Regions from separate parts of the Homo sapiens genome. Here region 2 is linked to region 1. The links are chromatin contacts, found by POLR2A ChIA-PET in ENCODE. All regions are on one chromosome and are shown on one strand. The core of a region is the stretch at or near the end of the contact, and the rest is flanking DNA. Distances in the headings are between cores, read along the strand shown.

What was found. ChIA-PET counts read pairs that join two places held with the same protein, here RNA polymerase II (POLR2A).
Region 2: POLR2A ChIA-PET joins it to region 1 with 15 read pairs in BJ. The contact joins the promoter of NRL here to the promoter of ARHGEF40 in region 1. POLR2A ChIA-PET finds 5 or more read pairs at or near these places in 3 of 52 experiments (AG04450, BJ and T-cell).

The regions. Positions count from the first base shown.
Region 1 is chr14:21,068,616-21,071,553 of GRCh38, forward strand. ARHGEF40 (Rho guanine nucleotide exchange factor 40) reads left to right here and starts at 1,689. Exons shown (of 24, transcript NM_018071.5): 1 at 1,689-1,784. The coding sequence starts at 1,782. It also overlaps a transcript of NDRG2 not described here. RefSeq lists silencers at 1-86, 1,622-1,841, 1,852-1,921, 2,712-2,938 and an enhancer at 2,413-2,938.
Region 2 is chr14:24,113,373-24,117,428 of GRCh38, forward strand. It overlaps NRL (neural retina leucine zipper), which reads right to left and starts at 1,577. Exons shown (of 3, transcript NM_001354768.3): 1 at 1,350-1,577. It overlaps DCAF11 (DDB1 and CUL4 associated factor 11), which reads left to right and starts at 1,405. Exons shown (of 15, transcript NM_025230.5): 1 at 1,405-1,921; 2 at 2,010-2,377; 3 at 3,545-3,672; 4 at 3,894-4,021. The coding sequence starts at 2,223. RefSeq lists enhancers at 658-1,373, 955-1,094, 1,335-1,484.

The sequences.
Region 1 (2,938 bases), core at 439-2,938:
AGGGGGTAGCAAAATCTCACTCTCCTAGCTCGCGGGCCCTCGTAATAGAGAACCTGGAGAGTGTCGGTGACTCGAGGGTCCCCTAGCCGGGTGTTAGAAAGAGCTCCAACTCCACGGCTCTAACTGTGCGGGGAAGATGGTTACCGGGGCTTGTTGCCATAGGTTCTTTTTTGACGCATGGAGCAGAGGCCTCTTCTTGCCTCTAAGAAGGATGAACACTTGCTCTGTCCTTTTCCAGGCTCAGCGGAGCGGAGAAAAAGGTGGAGGTTAGCGTCCAGAGGAGGTGAGAGAAGAGCAAGTCACCTTGGCGGCACCCCCGCCTCCCCTCCCGCTGTTCCAACAACTGCCCAGAGGCTCCGGCCTCCGAGGAACTGCAGGCGAGGCCAGACGTTTTCTCATCATCGCCCTCCAGCTGCAGGGGCACACGCGTTCACGCCCCTCCGGGGACTATTCGGCTTTCCGATCTCCTCTCCTCTCCCTTCCGTCCACCCTTTAGAAGAGCTCACGGAGCTGCGGGGCTTCCCGGTGCCTGCTCAGAGGCCAGGCAGGGCATCTCCCCGCCGTGCCCGTGCCTCCCCCCGGGCTCCTGGGAGACCCCCCATCTGGCCTTCCTTTCTCATTCAGACACTGTCGGGGGACGCTCGGGGTTTGATGAGGGAGTGAGGCTAGAACTTTCGTAACTAGCCCACCCTGCTTTGTCTCCTGCGCCAGATACCCACCCATTCCCATGGCCACGAGCCCTAGCGGCCCTGCGGGACTCTATAGCCACCCCAACAGAAGGAAGGGGCTGGCATCCAGTACCGAATCCTCGAACTGGAGGCCTGGTGCCTTCCCTCTTCTAGCCGAATAGAGAGGTAGGGATGCGGAAGGGAAGGGCCACGGAGGAGAGAACTCAGAAAATGTCCGGCGAAATGCACGCCCCTACATAAGCATCCCGATCCGGGAACCCTGCCCCCTTGGCCAGGATGTCCGCCCCCTATCCCAAGCCTTCGCTGCTCCCTAACTCCCGCACACTCCCGCCTTCCCCAGGCAACACAGAGGAGCCCATTGTCAGCCCAGAGATTCCAGGCCCGAGGAGATGGAGGGAAAGGAGGGCGGGCAAGCCCCCGGGGGGTTGGGGAATCCCCTGATTTCCCGGCCCTCCGCTCTCTGCTAGGCAGGCAGGGGCCTGAAGGTCTCATTTGAGCCCTGGGTCCTGCCAAAGTCTAGAAACCGTTGAGAGAAGAGGATCCCGGGCGAGTTAGAGCGGGGAGGCTTTCCAGCCGCAGGAAGACCCCAGTTCTGGGAAGGGGCGGCCCAAGGGAATTCACGCACGCCCCAGCCTTTGGAGCATCCCTTGCCGAGGCTAAACTGATCCCGCGGGGAGCGAGGCCGTGGCGGGAAAAGAGGGGCATCCTCGGCTGGGCGGGCCTCCGAGGGTCAGGGTCGAGGTTACCCGCTGGAGGGCGGGGCGGAGAAGAAAGAAGGTTGCCGGTGAACGGGACGGATAGGCTGGGGACGCCCGGGGAACGGCAGAGATCTCGGCGCGGGAGACAGAGTCCCGGCAAGGGGTCCCGCGCGGAGGCGGGGGCGGGCGCTGAAGGGCGGGGCGGGGAGGGGCGGCCGTCTCGGCCCTCCCTGGCGGGGCCCCGCGGCCTGGAAGCCGGAGCGGGCCGAGCCGCCACCGCGGCCGGAGCTGTCCCTTAGCCAGACCCGGCGAGACACGAGCGGCGGGAGGGAGGCGGTGGCGCGCCCGGCCCCGCCCGCCCGACCAAGCGTCGGACGCGGCCCGGCGCCGAGCCATGGTGAGTCCAGCGTCGCAGCCCCCTGGGTCCCCTCGGCCTTCGCGCAGCCCGCTCCGGGCCCCCAAGTCCTCAGCCTGGTGCCTCCCGAGCCTGCCTCGGACTGTTCGGCCCCTCTGGGACTCTCCTCCCTCCCATCCCCCCTTCTTCGATTTGTCTGTCTGCCCGACTGTTTAGCTCTGTCCCCACCGGGTATTGCCCTCACCCTTTCTTCCTCCTCTCCTCCGCCTCCTCCCCCATCCTCCCTTGGGTCTCTCCCCTAATCCACACACCTCCCCGCTCCCCGCCCTCCTCTGTCCTGACCTGTGCCTTCCTTTCCTGGAGCTTCCCTCCCCCTCCTGGTCCGAGCTCCTTACCCGCGGGAGACCCCTGCGGGTTGGTCCTGCAGCGACCCTGGAAGAGGCCCGGCCCCTCGGGTCATGAGAACTGACCTGCATGGAACCACCATTTTCCATCCCTGTCCCCAACCCGGTGAGGCAGGCCCACCCATCCGGCCCTAGGGGACTGGCCACAGCTGTGGCTGGGCCGGGTCCCGGGGCATGGCCAAAGAGGGAAATTCCCGCAGAGAAAAAGAGCTGCCTCAGGATAGTTGGGGGTGCTTGGGGGGGAGCTCACAGTACCAGGGGGCGTGACACTGCCAGAGCCGACCAGAGTTTGCGGAGGAGGAAAGTGCCCCAGAGCTCTTGCTGCAGGGAACTGAAGGGCTGCCTCAGGGCACTCCTGCTACAGAGGGGAGGGAACACGAGCCGGAGCTCCCTGCAGGGACTAGGGGACCCTGGCAGCAGCAACTTGGGGCGCTGGACGCTGGAGGGTACGCTAAGGAGAAGCCCACACCAACAGGAGTGAACACTGCCCTGGGAACTTTCACTGCAGAGTACTCTGAAGCACCGCTGCGAGAGTGGGCACTGCCAGAGAGAGCGCCCACTGCAAAGAGGGCGGGGGCATGGCCAAGGGGCCGCTCGCTGCAGAGTGGAGGAGGGGGAGAGGCCTTGCCAGGGGGAGCTCACCGCAGGGAGTGGAGGAGGGGCAGGGGCACTACTGGGGCCGCCCCTCTACGGAGGGAAGGGCACCCTCTGGCAGGGAGGCTGGAGGAAAAAGAAAGAGGAACTGGGCCAGGGAGAGCTGACTCAGTCTCTCTGGTCTCCTCTCTGGTCCCC
Region 2 (4,056 bases), core at 327-2,826, 3.0 Mb after region 1:
TATAATAAAAAAAAAAAATGATTCCGTCACATTCTGGGAGAACGCAGGTAAAATCAATCAATAAATAAAGATCCCGATTTTCCAGGCTGGATAACCCAGAAACCACGGAATCCTAAAGTCTCAATAAACGTTAAAGCACAGATAGTAAGTAATCTGGCAATAGAGGATGGGCGCCCAGCAGACCGCCTACATAATCAGTGGAGCCGAGTGCAAGATGAAAATACCAGGCACTTGCTTTAAAATTACTAATAATTTCAAGACCGTTAACACTAGAACATTAAACCAAACATTCAGGACCCTTCTAAGCGCAGAGGCCATCAAAGCTAGCCCTGGTGACAAGCTCAGGTCTCCGGATCTAGAGACTAGGAGACGTCGCCCGAAAGCTGGCCAAACCCTCGCCCTCACTGGGAGAGGCCCCAGGAGGGCCCAAGAAGGCCACGAGCCCTCGCTCCCATCCCTGCCCTCAGGAGCGGGCGGAGGGAAGCTCGCAGCTTTCCCAAGGAAGTGCAGGCTGCAGGGAATGAAGTTCAGCTCGGACCCTGAGCCTCTGAGCCCGAGACAGCAAGGTCATTCAACCCACACGTCCCCACCCAGCCAGGGCGAGGATCAGAGATGTGGCAACTCCCGGCCTTGGACTCAGGCTTGTTACTCATAAACCCGCAGGAGGGGGCAGGAGGGGGCAGGAGGCGGCGAGCGCGCACCCTGGACCCGCGGCCGGGGGCGGAGAGGCACCGCGAGGACAGAGGGACTAGCGAAGGTCTGCAAATCCCGGAGGGCCAAGGGAGCGTCAAAGGGGACAGCGGAACCGGAAAAGCTTTGACAGAAAGACGCGTGTATTAGGGAACGTCTGCAAAGACCGCGGCGGAAAGCCAGGGATTGTCTTAAAAAATTGTCAGACCGGATAAAGGGAGGTCTAAAAGGGGACCGTCCCAAGAGCAAGGCTTCCAAAAGCTAAGCCCGGAAGGACGGTATGGAGGTCTACTGGGACGCTGGGCACCCCTTAGGGCAGAACCGACTGGAGCTGCGGCCAGCGACAGAAGAACGGCTCCAGCTGGACAGGGGAAGCAGTGGGGAGAAAGGAGGCCCTTGGGCACTGTCTGAAAAGTGCGATGCCAAATGATCTTTAGGGACAGACAGTAAATTATATCCCTTGCTAAAATACCTCTCGGTAGCGAACCACCAAACGTTTCTTTTTTAAGCCCCGCCTCTCAGCCGTTACGCCTAGTTCGGCTGTCTCTGATTCAGGAAGCTGGCAGTTCCCACTTACTCCTCCCCAGCAAGAGCTAACAGCCCTCCTTGGGTGTGCACTTTCTCCTCCCCTCAGGCACCTCGCGCATTCTCCCGCCTACCTATCAATCATCGTGCTCCGCTGTCCAGTTGGCTGGCCAAGGGGGCGGGGCCGTCGTGTGACGTTTGCAGCCCGCCGGCCAGGAAGCCGCGAGATGCGTGACGAGCGAAGCGCGTGACGGAGGAGCGGTTGGCCAACGCAGTGGCGGCAGTCGGTGTAAACAAGGCCTCGCGCCGCTGCGGGTCCTGCGACCGCTCCTGGCTGGTGGGTGGTCTCGCGTGGGGCGGTTACCGCCGGCTTCAGTGGGAGGTGCTTCTCGGCTTCCTCCCCCTCATGGCGTACACACCCCCGGCGCACCACGTGGGCGTGAGGCGAGGAAGGAGGGGTGTTAGGCCAAATTCTATTTTCATTGGCTGTCACTGCTGCCGGCCTTTGTAAGGGGGCGCTCTGATTGGTCGATAAGGTGGGGGCGTCGAGGGTCTTTGAGTCCTAAGGCTTCTAATTGGTTAGATGAGATAAGCTAGTGAAGCGCTTTCTTCCGAGAGGGATTTCGATTGGTCGGTCAGAGAGGTTACCTGGAAATCCAACACCGCCCAACACCCCTCCCGCTCCCCAGTCCGGGGACTTCGATAGGTGAGTTTGGTGTAGAAAACAAATCTTTCTTCAGTTGGTGAGCTAGGGTAGCGCACTACGGTTCACTCTTGCTTTCTTTGCTTCACAGGATTGGAGAAGGTTTGTGTTCCCGACGCCTTGGTAGTTGGCATAGGCTAAAGAAAAGGGATCTCAGCCCCGAGGAAGGGTCACCCTCCTAGAGATAGCTACTACCCCGTCTCAGGAGACCCTGGTATTTCTAGAGCACGCTTTGCTTTCACCAAACCCAAGGAGGTGACAGGAGGAGCCCCCGCACAGGACCTAAGAATGCTGTGACCAGAAGATGGGATCGCGGAACAGCAGCAGTGCAGGATCCGGGTCCGGAGACCCCTCCGAGGGCTTGCCCCGAAGAGGGGCTGGCCTGCGTCGGAGTGAGGAAGAGGAAGAAGAGGATGAAGATGTGGATCTGGCCCAGGTACTGGCCTATCTCCTCCGCAGGTAACTTACCCTCTGGTGTGACCCCCAGCAGGTGCTACCACAGTGCCTTGATCCCAACTCCAGGCAGGAAAATTACAGAGGTTAGGAAATGGGATTCGCTCAGGACAGCTGTTCTGTTTGAGCTGAACAGCCTTTCCCTGCTGGGCACCCATGGCACTCAGCTCCATACCCAGTAAGAGTGGTTCTTACCTAGGGAGGGTCACCAAGAGGACCTGCTCATGTGTTTGAGGGGCTATTCAAGGGAGCCTGTCTCTGTGACTACACAAATATAGTCTATTTTCCAAGTAAGCTTGAAAAAAAAAAGGGGGGGGTCCTAGTGGGAAAGGAGTGATGTAAGGGGTGAAGAGATGGGAAGGGAGTGTTGAACTTTTTAGTAAGGCAGTTGACACATGATATGAGGCCACTTCGATTTACTTGAAAAACAAGTTTAATTTGCCCTGACTCTAACCTGTTCTTGAGGAAAGAATGCCTTGAAGGGAGAGACCACCTGGAATTGACTGGAAAAGGGTGCAGCTGGCTTTCTTTCTTTGCTTATGGCTCTTTGAGGAGAAGATGGGTTTGGGGGTCCCTTCAGAATATTGTATTCTTTTTTGTTTGTGTTTTGTGTTGTTTTTAGTAGACATAGACAGGGCTCACTGTGTTCCCCAGTCTGGAGAACGGGCTATTCACAGGTGTGATCAAGTGCACACCACAGCCTGCAACTCCTGGGCTCAAGCAATCCTTGCCTCCCAGGTAGCTAAGACTACAGTTGCACACACCACCGCACCCAGCTTAGAATATTGTCTTCTGTGGTGGACTTCTCAGGCAGAGGCTCAGAAGGAAATGCTGTGAGGATGTTTAGCTTGTTGGGAGGTCAACTTAGTAGGTCATGTCCACAGCGTATTGGTCTTGCTCTTGTTCTAAGGAAATGATGTTAGAATGTTTAGCTCGCTGGGAGGTCAACTTAGTAGGTCACGTCCACAGCATGTTGGTCTTGCTCTTGCTGTAAGAGTAAAACTCTCTTTCCTACTGTGTTTTATAGGAGACCAAAAATAACAGCCAAGGTCTAGTCAGCCTCAAACCTCAAAATGAGTACCAAGTGGTCTAAGAGCTAGATAGCCATTGACTCTGAATTTGGTTGGTTTGGGGGAAGAAGTCCCCTCCTTTATAATGGGGGTCTCTCCACAGAGGCCAAGTGAGGTTGGTGCAGGGAGGAGGTGCAGCAAATTTACAATTCATTCAGGCCCTCTTGGACTCAGAGGAAGAGAATGACAGAGCTTGGGATGGTCGTCTTGGGGATCGATACAACCCACCTGGTAAGAGGAAAAGCCCCTAATGTTGGAAGACTTTTACTAGAAAACCTTTTAGTGATATTTTGAATGATAGGTTACATTGAAAGAAGGTACGATAATTTAAGGAATAAGGAGTCCTTACAGCCCCAGTATATTCAGCCACAGGGGTGGGCTTGGGTACAGTTCTGCTAACTGTCCTCTGAGGCTGGCAGACCTAGGATGAAACTTCTCCTTGGTACTCACAGTGGATGCTACCCCTGACACCCGGGAGCTGGAATTCAATGAGATCAAGACACAAGTGGAACTGGCCACAGGGCAGCTGGGGCTTAGGCGGGCCGCCCAGAAGCACAGCTTTCCTCGAATGTTGCACCAGGTAGGCCTCTCCACCTCCCAGCCTGGCAGCAGGCC